3 separate regions of the Homo sapiens genome follow, and all the other regions are linked to region 2. Evidence: chromatin contacts called from ENCODE Hi-C or POLR2A ChIA-PET data. All regions are on one chromosome and are shown on one strand. The core of a region is the stretch at or near the end of the contact, and the rest is flanking DNA. Distances in the headings are between cores, read along the strand shown. Region 1 holds the start of HOMEZ (homeobox and leucine zipper encoding). Region 2 holds the start of HAUS4 (HAUS augmin like complex subunit 4). Region 3 holds the start of RNF212B (ring finger protein 212B).

Region 1 (3,938 bases), core at 1,300-3,799, 330 kb after region 2:
AAAGTAGGAGACAGTTAAAGTGGGAGGCGAGGCTGGGTCTAATGGCTCACGCCTGTAGTCCCAGCACTTTGGGAGGCCGAGGCGGGAGGATCACTTGAGGTCAGGAGTTCGAGACCAGCCTGGCTAACATGGTGAAACCCCGTCTCTACCAAAAATACAAAAATTAGCCGGGCATGGTGGCATGCGCCTGTAGTCCCAGCTACTGGGAAGGCTGAGGCAAGAGAATCGCTTGAACCTGGGGGGCGGACGTTGCAGTGAGCCAAGATCACGTCACTGTACTCCAGCCTGGGGGACAGAGTGAGACTCTGTCTCAAATAAATAAATAAATAAAAGTGGGAGATGAGATATGATCCTTTAGAATTCCCTAAATCTTTATTTAGAGACAATCTGAAGCACTCCTGAAATGTGTTTGGGGATACAGTTTTAAGGGCCTTAAAGACTTATAGTGATATTCAGCTTATATGCTTCTTAACTTTTTAGTTCATGAACCTCTTTGAGAATCAGACAAAAGTTACAGACCCTCAGAAAGTTATGACTAACCTTCCCAAAATAAACATTCACACTTACACAATAAACTCAGGGGCTTTAGTTGCTGCCAAGAAGCCAGGTTAAGGCTTACTGCCTCATATCCTTCCAACTTAACAAAGGCAATAGTGATAATCACTTAAAGATGAACAGTTTGATGTGAATGAACGTAAAGAGTTGATGGAATACTCAAGAATTCAAGTGCGTCTAGAAGGGACAAAGTATTTGTGATATTAGTTGGAAAGAGTGGAAGGGAGGGATGCTCAACTGGGCCAGGAGCCTGGCTTAACTGAGCCACTGGATTACATGACCAATACCCACAGTACACTGGAAACTAAAGGCTAAGTAGGCTGCTACTAGTGCGCCAAAATCATCTGCTTCATTCAGTTGTCCTGTGTCCTGGGGCCAGTTTTGTGTGATTACAAACCTGCTTATGTCCATATTTTTCAGTGTCTATATAATAATGTAATTAAACCTCATGTTAAACCTATGAAAAATCACTGCATTAAAAATTGTTTCTTCAGGAATACTGATTTTTAAAAAATTGCTCCTATGAAAACTAAGTCAAATGTTTTGGAGAGACATAACGCAAGGAAGAGTATGCATTTTAAAAATTGTTGAGTTGGGAGTGAGCAAGACAACTGTAAAAGATTGAGCGGTGGGACTTAATCTCAAAAGTACTCTGCACTCAGAAGTGTCTAAATTCATACTTCACTTTAAATAAAGCAAAACGGGAAACCAAAGATGATGAAAGTGCCTGAGTGGCTCTCAGACTGCACACTAGAATTACCTGGGAAGCTTAAAAACCAGGCCACCCTCCTTCCCATTCAGGTTCAATAGTCTGTACTGGGGTCCAGGCATCCAAAGTTTTTAAAAGTTCTCAGGGTACAGCCAGGTTTGAGACTCCCTGTGTAGTTAATACTGGAAAGAGAATTGGGAACTCTGAACAGCAGTCTTAGACACAAAAACAGTCTCACCACTACATCAAAAGATTGGTGAAATGGATATACTTTTAATTATAATGTTTAAGATATGTATGCATTATCTTTAAAATTCCCAATCTGGCTTTTTCAATTACTACCAACTAACCGAATCATGTAATATAAAAGGGCTTCAAGTGTATGATGGGAAGGAGGTTCACATGACAAAAAAAAAAAAAATCTCCTGATAGGGGCCCACATTACCAAACAGGTCTCAGCTTGAGTCTTCTTTCAGTTTAGGAGTCTCAGAATAGGACGCAACACTAGGAACCCCAGAGGACTCAGGTTCTCAGTTTCCTGGTTGGTTCTCTTAGTATGGCTGGGTACGGGAGTCAGAGGGGCAGTTTCTTCTAAACCTTTCATTCCCAAAGGCCACTGATCCCCAGAAGCAAGGCCAGGTTCTGCACGTGTGTTGAGGTCGCCAGGAGGTAGCCGTGGGGGTTGGGGGTTTGTGTGGCGGGGGGGCCTGGGAAGGAAATGTTTCTCCTATCCTCCATTTCACAGGCAGTCCAGAAGGCTCCGAACTGGGTCAGGGAACAAAAAGTTATTGCACTTGGGACGATAAGCCCCATGAGGCAGGCGAATCTCAATCCTACTCTCGCCAAGGGCGCCCCAACCCAACCTTCTTGCCCTCCCCTACACAGACACTCACCCTCCCCTAGTTACAACAGGGGAGGGAACCGAAAAGTCCAGAGGAGAAAAAAGAGAGAACCGGGCCACTTCGAACCTAGAATTATCCCCCCACCAGCGCGGGGATGGGGCTCCAGAGGTGGGAGACCGTACACGAGCTGGGAGGGGAAGTCCAAGGGGCTGGGGATCACTCACCGCAGTCCAGCCCGGGCGGCGGCTCCCAGCCTCGCACCATGGGCCGGGGGGAAGTGGGGGAGAGGGCAGGGGGCCTCCGAGTGGGAGTGGGGTTGCTGCCCGGTGCGGCCGCTCCGAGCCCACCCCAGCGATGGCCGAAACCGGGACTGCCCCCCCCACCGTCCCCGGGAGCGCGCCGGTCTACCCAGCCCTGCTCGAGCAAGTTGGAGGCGGGGCGGATGGGTGGGGTGGGCGTCCAGAGGCGGTGCCAAGGTGGCCCGAGTCCTGATTGGTAGGCGCAGGCGGGCGGGCACGGGCGAAGCGCACTGGGCTGGCCATTGGCTGCGTGGGTCTCGGCTGAAGTCAGGTATTGGCTGCGTGGGCCTCAGCTGGGGTCATCTATTGGATGCGTGGGGCAGGGAAGATGTCCCCTGGGGCCAAGCTGCAGTGCATGGTACCTCCCCCTACCGTCGACCTATCGGCGCCGGACCTTTGGAATACACCGGACCAGGATCCTTCCGAAATTCCCCAAGGAGGGATACTGCACTTTGCTGAACTGTCTGGACCGCCAACAACTCCCAATTTGTTTCCTTCTGAAGGAAGCCCTCCAGGAAGACCTTTTCAGTGCCCCCTCCGGAGCCATACAAACGAGCTGCGCCTTTCCCAGCCGAGAGCCCAACCGCCACCAGCAGCGTCAGCTGTAACAAAGCGCCTAAAGCAACTGGGAACTTGTTCTCGAGAGGGATCAGATGTCTTGCCACCCGGAAAGACGAGGACCTTAGGAGCCTGCGGGCGACTTAGGCCGTTCCCCGGGTCAAACTGGCACCAGACAGATGTTCCCAAAGACGAAGTGCTGGAGCAGTCACCTCATTGGGACCTACCAGACCCTCAGGCTCCCCTCCCTGCCCTAGAAAAGAGGACGCGGAGCTCTCCATAGTATTTGTTTTTCGCTAGCTAGAAAGGGATGAAGACTGAGGTGGGAGAATGACTTGATTTCAAGAGTTCGAGGCCAGTCTGGGCAACATAGCGAGACCTTGTCTCAAAAAAATTTTTTTTAACTTACAAAAAGAAAGGGATGCCAATAAAATGGACTTCAACAAAGCAGTATCCCACACAGTATGAAGTTATGGGCCAAAATTTGTATTTTAGGATTCCCCATCTTCTGTGAGACAGAGTAACAAATGTAAGAAGACAGGCTTGCTCAATTCTGTTTGGCAACATAATTTCACAAAGCCTCTGACTCTGACGTCTCTGGAAAGATCCTTTGAAGACAAAACAGGATAGGGCACACAGTCCTCTATGTCTCTTGCCTGAGTCGCTATATTCCTTAAAAGATAAATGGGCTGGGCGCAGTGGCTCATAAACCTAATCCCAACGCTTTGGGAGGCCAAAGAGGGAGGACTGCTTGAGGCTAGGATCCAAGACCAGCAAGGGCAACATAGCGAGTCCCTGTCTCTACAGAAAAATTTAAAAATTAGCTGGACTTGGTGGCATGCACTTGTAACTACTCAGGAGGCTGAGGCAGGGGGATCATTTGAGCCCAGGAGTTGTAGGCTGTAGTGAGCTATGATTGCACCACTGCACTGCAGCCTAGGCAACAGAGTGACACCCTGCCTCTAAAAATTTAAT
Region 2 (3,783 bases), core at 941-3,440:
TATTTTTAGTAGAGACAGGGTTTCACCGTGTTAGCCAGGATGGTCTCGATCTCCTGACCTCGTGATCCACCCACCTCAGCCTCCCAAAGTGCTGGGATTACAGGTGTGAGCCAATAAATGCTTTTTACTAGAAAAGGCAAGAACCTGGATAAGACCTCTCTGGATAAATCATCAAACCTTTTGCAAGTGGCTACTCTTACCTTGTTGAAGTATTTCCATCCCTTCTCCAGGTGAGCAGAAATCCCCGGATGCCATTTGATTTTCTTGGGATTCTAATCTGTGGAACCAAGAAGTGAAAGAAAACAAAAAGATGAATAAACAGCTGGCTGCTCCAAGGACACTACCTTATGTTCAAATTTCTGCTGTCCACAAGCTGGAAAGGAACCTCAAGGATGACTTTTACAGAGGGCCTATACCACACATCCTGGGTCCCAAGCTCTTACACAAGCTTTATGGACAAACAGATTTACAAGTGCCAAAACATGTCACATTCTAAGCACACATGTGTTTCCACTTGCTCCAAGCTGTCCAAAAGGAGCATCCTAAAAAGAGAACTTTCCAATTCACTGAGTCTAAACAAGAGGATTCTCCACCACCACCACCATTATGCCAAAGTTAAAACTGAGCTGCAGCTTCCCAGTTATGAGTGAACTGGGGGAAAAGGGAAAAAAATCAAAGTCTACTTTTTCCCCCCAAATAACTCAGCTATCAAATTCCATAATAGTTTTTTTGTGCTTCTTTTTTTGTCTAAGATCTGTTGGTAGTTTTTTTTTTTTTTATCATTAACTCTAGAATCATCCTTCAGGAATGACAAATCATTCCACACTTGAACAACTGGTTTTCACATAACAGCCTAAGAAAAGAGCACCTGGAGGAAACAGCGTGACAAGAAGACTGACAGTGAGGTCAGTGGCAAAAGAGTAATGCAAAGGTGTAATGTGGCTACAACGAGAACGTGAGCTGTGGGTGTTTTGCCAGAACATGGAGTGCGCTGAAAGGAATGACACCAACACAGGGGCAGTAAAGATGGGCACAGTTTGACCTCAGGAGACAAAAATTTTCCCTTGACATTACTTTTCATGTTTTTGCTCTGCCCCTCCTCTCTGCAAGGTATCAAACTCCAAAGGGCAACTGAGCCTCCCAAAGCTGAACAGGCATTGAAGGTTATTATGATTTAACGCTTCATGTTTATAGAACATTTGGTTTACTCGATCGTTTTATGAGTAACATCAAAGTAACTACTCATTTGTTTTCTAACATGGTCTAGAGGGGGACGCAGCTGAGGAGGCAGAATGCTGGGACTTAATTTGCAGCTCGGCCGGCCGTTGCTTCTGAGAACTTAAGGAAAATGCTTTTTTCTGTGCCAAACTTTTCCCACCTGCAAAACTGAGATAACGATTCCTGCCTTGGATGAGACATTAAGAATTAATAACACAATCGACTTGTCAACAAAAGCCACTACTTAGTTAAGTTCAGTGTTTTAACAATTCTGTTTATCGTTGATCTATGACTGCAAATAAAAAGTTTTGCAGGCAAATTTCGCACTTGGAAATGAAGACCAACCCAAATTCCAAAAAGCTAGCTGTTCGTCCCCCCCTAGGGTAAGTGTCCCCTTGCGTTTTTTAGGGTGCCTTTCTTTACCCTTCTTAAAGGTTACAGGGCGTGAACGGCAATCAGGCTCGATTCTCCACCCTCTGCACTCAGACGTGTTAAAACGCTGCTACAGGGACCCAAGCATTTAAATGTTCTGACTCAGGCGTCTTTTAAATTCTTAGAGCTGTCTTTACACGCTGCACTGAACGTTAAATTGATTTTACAGGTTATTTTCACAAGATATGACCCTTACAGGGCCCGAGATGAATCAAAATGCAGAACGGGCTCTCCGGCGCCTACTTCCCTTCTGTCTGGGCGGCCAAGGATTCCCAAGAGCGACGACGGTCTCCGGCCACTGGCCGGAATGACTCTCCCAGAGCTCCTCTTCCCCGAAGCTCCGCCCGCCGACCCTCTAAAGCAAACCTGCACACCCTGGGGCAGCTGAAGCTCTCAAGGCGGTGCCGAGAACCTCGGCTGGGGCGGGCTGGCCAGCAGCGTCTACACCCCAGAACCCGCCCGCGCCGGGGCTCCGGAACCTCTCGTTCGGGCCGGGCGCAGGGGCTGGGGGAAGCGAGGCCCGGAAAGACCAAGCTGAAAGGCCCGGGAAGGGGAAGGAGCCGAAAGTGCACTAGAGGCCGCGACGAAGGAGGTGGAGGCGGGGCCACACTCGAGGCGGGAACGGCAGGCCCCGCCCCTCGACGGGTGCGCGCTGGGTTCCCAACGCCCTGGGTTCGCATGCTCGGGTGGTGGAACCCGGACTGGGAAACAGGATGGTCTCGGAAAGGCTTTTTTGCCCCTTCTCATTAGTGCCTCCCCAGTGAAGGGCAGATGCTGAGAAAATGGTGGTAATTGCTAACATTTATTGAGGGCCTACGATGAGTCAGGCACTACGCCAAGCATTTTGCTTGCCTTGCCTCGTTTTTTTTTTGAGACGGAGTCTCGCTCTGTCGCCCAGGCTGGGGTGCAGTGGCGCAATATCGGCTCGCTGCAAGCTCCGCCTCCCGGGTTCAAGCAATTCTCTGCCTCAGCCTCACGAGTAGCTGGGATTACAGGTGCCCGCCACCACGCCCGGCTAATTGTTGTATTTTTAGTAGAGACGGGGTTTCACCGTGTTAGCCAGGATGATCTGGATCTCCTGACCTCGTGATCCACCCGCCTCGGCCTCCCAAAGTGCTGGGATTACAGGCGTGAGCTACCGCCCTCGGCCAGGCCTCGTTTAGTTCTTAAAGCGTCCTGTGAGAAAGTCACCATTATACTCATTTTACAGAGGGGGAGAACTGAGGCACAAAGGGTTAAGTTCGAGGTCGCCATTTGGGGGGTCTAAACCTGTCCCAATAGCTCTCGGAAGGAACCTTCCCAGACCTGCCACCCAAGCCGCGTCCTGCGAGTCTCCTCACTAAGGCCTGGCTCTGAGGCGCTGCCGCCCAGCCCAGCCCAGCCCAGCCCAGCCCATGCCGGGCACCATACAGTGCTTCCTCAGGGTCACCTTCCTCTCGAATTCCCACCACAGACTCCCTATTAGCGCGCATTCCTCATTCGCCTGTTTTGTTTGTTTGTTTGTTTGTTTTCTTGGGGGTACGGAGTTTCGCACTTGTTGCCCAGGCTGGAGCGCAGTGGCACGATCTCGGCTCACCGCAACCTCCACCTCCCAGGTTCAAGCGATTCTCCTGCCCTAGCCTCCTGAGTAGCTGGGATTACCCGCACGAGCCACCACGCCTGGCTAATTTTTATATTTTTAGTAGAGACAGAGTTTCACAATATTGGCCAGGATGGTCTCGCACTCCTGACCTCAAGCAATCTGCCCGGCCAAATATCTTTCACCTGTCTTAATCTTTTTTTTTTTTTTTTTCCAGACGGAGTCTTGCTCTGTTGCCAGGCTGGAGTGCAGTGGCGCGATCTCTGCAACCTTCACCTCCCGGGTTCAAGCGATTCTCCTGCCTCAGCCTCCTGAGTAGCTGGGACTACAGGCGGGCGCCACCACGCCCAGGTAATTTTTTTTGTATTTTTAGTAGAGACGGGGTTTCACCACGTTGGCCAGGATGGTCTCAGTCTCCTGACCTCGTGATCCGCCCGCCTCGGCCTCCCAAAGTGCTGGGATTACAGGCATGAGCCACCGCGCCCGGCCCACCTGTCTTAACCTTAAACCCAACCCTCACTCCCACCCACACCTTCGGTGAATTATTTCAAAAA
Region 3 (4,215 bases), core at 773-3,272, 280 kb after region 2:
ACTTTGCAATCAACTTTTAACTCAGACTTCCTGAATTTTTATGTGATATCAAAGAGAAATGTTCACAATTATCTGAAAAGGCCATTTAAATACCATTCTCTTTCCCCACATATTTGAGTGAATCCAAATGTTCTTCACACACTCCAACCAAAACAGCGTACTGCAAAAGTTAATGCAGAAGCAAATATAGGACTCCACCAGCTTTCTATTAAGCTACATAGCAAGAGATTACAAAAATGTAAAAACGATGCCACTCTTCTCACTAAATTTTTCTTGTTTTGGAAAACATATTTTCCATAGATTATTTATATTAACATTTTGGCCAGGCGCGGTGGCTCACACCTGTAATCCCAGCACTTTGGGAGACCAAGGCAGGTGGATCATGATGTCAGGAGTTCGAGAGCAGCCTGGCCAACACGGTGAAACCCCGTCTCTACTAAAAATAGAAAAAATTAGCTGGGCGTAATGGCAGGCGCCTGTAATCCCAGCTACTCAGGAGGCTGAGGCAGGAGAATCGCTTGAACCCAGGAGGCGGAGGTTGCAGTGAGCCGAGATGGCGCCACTGCACTCCAGCCCTGGCGACAGAGTGAGACTCTGCTTCAAAAAACAACAACAACAACAACAAAAAGCAAAAAAACCCCAAACAACAACAACAAACAAACACACATTTAATGGGGTTTATTATTGTTTTCAAATAATATTTAAAAATTTCAAATAATAAATATTTTAAAATTTCTCACTTTTAATTGCTAATTTGGTAAATATTGGTAGATGCAATTTACATAAACAAAAGCTCTTTGGAGGGTCTTCAATAATTTTGTAAAGGAAGCCTGAGACCAAAAAGTTTGAGAACTACTACTCTAAGTGGATTCCTCAGGAAAAGCTCATTTGCATGCTTTTTGCCAGTGGCCTTTATACCTGAACACAATATAAGGGGATATAAATTTCTGGGATCATAGTTTCCGTGAAAATCTGGAAAATGTTGTTTCATTGTTATCTAGAATGCTTCTGTGGAGAAATCTGATGCCAATCTTATTCTGTCTCTCTCTTTTTTTTTTTTTTTTGTTTGAGGCAGTGTCTTGCTCCCTCAACCAGGTTGGAGTGCAGTGGCGTGAACACAGCTAACTGCAGCCTCGACCCCGTGGGATTAAGTGATACACCTGCCTCAGCCTCCCTAAGTAGCTGGGACTACGGGCACCCGCCACCACACCCGGCTAATTTTTTTTTTTTTTTAAAGACGGAGTCTCTCTCTGTCTCCCAGGCTGAAGTGCAGTGGCGCGATCTCGGCTCACTGCAACCTCCGCCTTCCGGGTTCAAACGATTCTCCTGCCTCAGCCTCCTCAGTAGCTGAGATTACAGGTGCGTGTCGCCACACTCGGCTAATTTTTGTATTTTTAGTAGAAGCGGGGTTTCGCCATGTTGGCCAGTCTGGTCTATAACTCCTGACCTCAAGTGATCCGCCCGCCTCGGCCTCCCAAGGTGCTGGGATTACAGGCGTGAGCCACCGCCCCTGGCCAAAAATTTCTGAATAAAGGTTGACTTTTTTTAATTGAAATTTGTTAGTTCTCAATTAATATCACACTGTTCTTTGTCCGCATCATTTTTAAATTTTCCTGTTTCCGATTTTACGCTATTCTTTCAAAGCACCCATTATTTTCATTTCATTTTAGAATATTAAGCAAAAGTTTTCGCCCACTTTATGACCACAATTTATATTGCGTTCTCATCGTTTATTGGAACATTAATTAGGTTTTATTTTCACCTTTTTGTTTCCACAGTAACATGTATGGGATTAGGTTACAGTGTTTATTTGTCCCCAATCTTTTAAGTGAGGTGAATTTTCCTGGGCTGCTGGGAAAAGTCTCCTACACCCCTCTCCCGCCACCGCGAGCCGCTCCTAGCCCAGTGACAGCCTCTGCGGGCCCCGCCCACGCCCCGCGCACGCCACGGAGCCACGCCCACTGATTTAGCATACCGCCAGGCCCCGCCCACACCTCTCACACCGCCTCGGCTGCGCCCAGCCTCTTTCCTCACCCGGTGCCAAGCCAGCTGTTTACTTTCCCGCCATGTCCAGCTCTTCGTGAGGAGAACTGGATGATTTCCTGAGATCTGAGGCTTTCTGGAATCACAGCGGCCAAGCGGGTAGGGAGTGTAGCCAGAAAAAGAACTGAGAAGCTTGAGACGGCTGAGGCCCCATCGCCTCTGGAAAGCAGGGGAATTTTGCCCTCAGGGTCGCCTTAATCACCCTGTTCACTGCCTTTTTTATGTTGGGCTCATCTGGTCAATTCAGGGGATGACATTGTTGCTGCCCTTAAACAAACCTGGGCATATAGAACGGGGCCTTTTCAGTGGTTTTTTAGACTCACTTGCTGGTGAAAGTTAGTGTATCACGATCGAACAAATAGGACAACGAAGCTCGTGGCACTGTGGGATGCGTTTGCGTTGAGCTGTTTATTCAGTACATTTTTTATCGTAAATCTTACGAAGTTTGTATCCCTCAGCGGTTACACACACACACACATCCTACGAAAAGTCCCGGTGCAGTGACTCCCGCCTGTAATCCCAGCACTTTGGGAGGCCAAGGAAGGAGGATCGTTTGAGTCCAGGAGTTCCAGACCAGCCTGGGTAACACAGAGAGGCCTTGTCTCTACAAAAAATAAAAATAAAAATAAAAAATAGCCAGGCGTGGTGGTGCTCGCCTGTAGTCCCAGCTACTCCAGAGGCTGAGGTGGGAAGATCGCTTGAGCCCAGGAGTTCCAGGCTGCAGCGAGCCCTGATCTGCCACTGCACTCCAACCTGGAGACAGAGCCAGACCCTGTCTCAAAATAATAATAATAATAATAATAATAATAATAATAATAATAATAATCCCACAAAGAAACCTTACAAAGTCACATTTACTCAGGTATTTAACAAAGTATATGAAATTGGTATTGGCAGAAAATACAGGCTATATGATTACCATGTCTAACACAAAAGTTATTTAATGTGGGAGCAAGAACTTTACATGGGGAATCAGGAGACCAATAACTAAAGATGGAACTTTCGACAAGTCATTTAATTTTACTGAATATCAGGTACCTCTTTTGAAAAATGTTGGGACTGAACAAACATTAAGTAATTTTTCAAAGTCCATATCAGATCTATGATTCTGAGTTTCTTTTTTTTCAGATGGAGTCTCACTCTGTCGCCCAGGCTGGAGTGCAGTGGCACGATCTTGGCTCACTGCAACCTCCTGGGTTCAAGCAATTATCATGCCTCAGCTTCCCAAGTAGCTGGGGTTACAGGCGTGCACCACCACACCCAGCTAATTTTCTTTTATTTTTAGTAGAGACGGAGTTTTGCCACGTTGGCCAGGCTGGTCTTGAACTCCTGGCCTCAGGTGATCCACCCACCTCGGCCTCCCAAAGTGCTGGGATTACAGGTGTGAGACACCATGCTTGGCCTGATTCTGAGTTTCTGCAGAAGAAAAGTATATTTCCTTCTGTGGAAGGAAAGTATACAAGCTGAGACCATACCATCATTCATCAGCCCTATTTCCCTTAGATAAAATGTGTCCCAAGTGGCTAATATGTGATCTTCTCTTTCTGGTTCACTACCTTCTCTTGGCTCCACTCTCACCATATCACAGGAAGTAGTTAAAAAAGAAATGGACGATTCATTTTTTGTTTTTATATTTTTAGGATTGTATTTTCTTTTTTCTTTTTCTTTTTCTTTTTTTTTGAGACGGAGTCTGGCTCTGTCGCCTAGGCTGGAGTGCAATGGCACGGTCTCAGCTCACTGCAACCTCTGCCTCCTGGGTTCAAGTGATTCTCCTGCCTCAGCCTCCTGATTAGCTGGGATTACAGGTGCCTGCCACCATGCCCAGCTAATTTTTATATTTTTAGTAGAGATGGGGTTTCACCATGTTGGCCAGGCTGGTCTTAAACTTTTGACTTCAGGTGATCCACCTGCCTCGGCCTCCCAAAGTGCTGGGATTACAGGCGTGAGCCACTGTGCTTGGCCAGGATTGTATTTTCTAATTACAAACTGGCACATGTATTAATCCAGAAAACCTGGGGGAAAAAAAAGTAAAGGAAAACACACACACACACACACACACACTCATAACCTCACCACTCAAAAAAAAAAAAATCTCACCACTGTCTGTCCATTACTTTTCTAAATGTGTGTTTATATGTATATATATATACACACACACACATTTATATATAA

Evidence for each region. Hi-C counts contacts between places; a loop is a spot of excess contacts on that map. ChIA-PET counts read pairs that join two places held with the same protein, here RNA polymerase II (POLR2A). Pooled maps may share reads with other maps.
Region 1: a loop to region 2 is called in a pooled map, with 6 times the contacts of the local background. The contact joins the promoter of HOMEZ here to the promoter of HAUS4 in region 2. A Hi-C loop is called at or near these places in 7 of 50 pooled maps. POLR2A ChIA-PET finds 5 or more read pairs at or near these places in 2 of 52 experiments (AG04450 and HEK293).
Region 3: a loop to region 2 is called in a pooled map, with 2.6 times the contacts of the local background. The contact joins the promoter of RNF212B here to the promoter of HAUS4 in region 2. A Hi-C loop is called at or near these places in 1 of 50 pooled maps. POLR2A ChIA-PET finds 5 or more read pairs at or near these places in 2 of 52 experiments (A673 and activated T-cell).

The regions. Positions count from the first base shown.
Region 1 is chr14:23,283,583-23,287,520 of GRCh38, forward strand. It overlaps HOMEZ (homeobox and leucine zipper encoding), which reads right to left and starts at 2,550. Exons shown (of 2, transcript NM_020834.3): 1 at 2,331-2,550. The coding sequence starts at 2,370. RefSeq lists a silencer at 2,280-2,689 and an enhancer at 2,780-3,059.
Region 2 is chr14:22,954,900-22,958,682 of GRCh38, forward strand. HAUS4 (HAUS augmin like complex subunit 4) reads right to left here and starts at 2,191. Exons shown (of 10, transcript NM_001166269.2): 1 at 2,017-2,191; 2 at 201-277. The coding sequence starts at 255. MIR4707 (microRNA 4707) reads right to left here and starts at 2,130; the gene lies at 2,051-2,130. RefSeq lists enhancers at 1,883-2,012, 2,395-2,974, 2,975-3,553 and a silencer at 3,353-3,713.
Region 3 is chr14:23,235,914-23,240,128 of GRCh38, forward strand. It overlaps RNF212B (ring finger protein 212B), which reads left to right and starts at 2,023. Exons shown (of 15, transcript NM_001282322.3): 1 at 2,023-2,142. RefSeq lists a silencer at 1,713-2,077.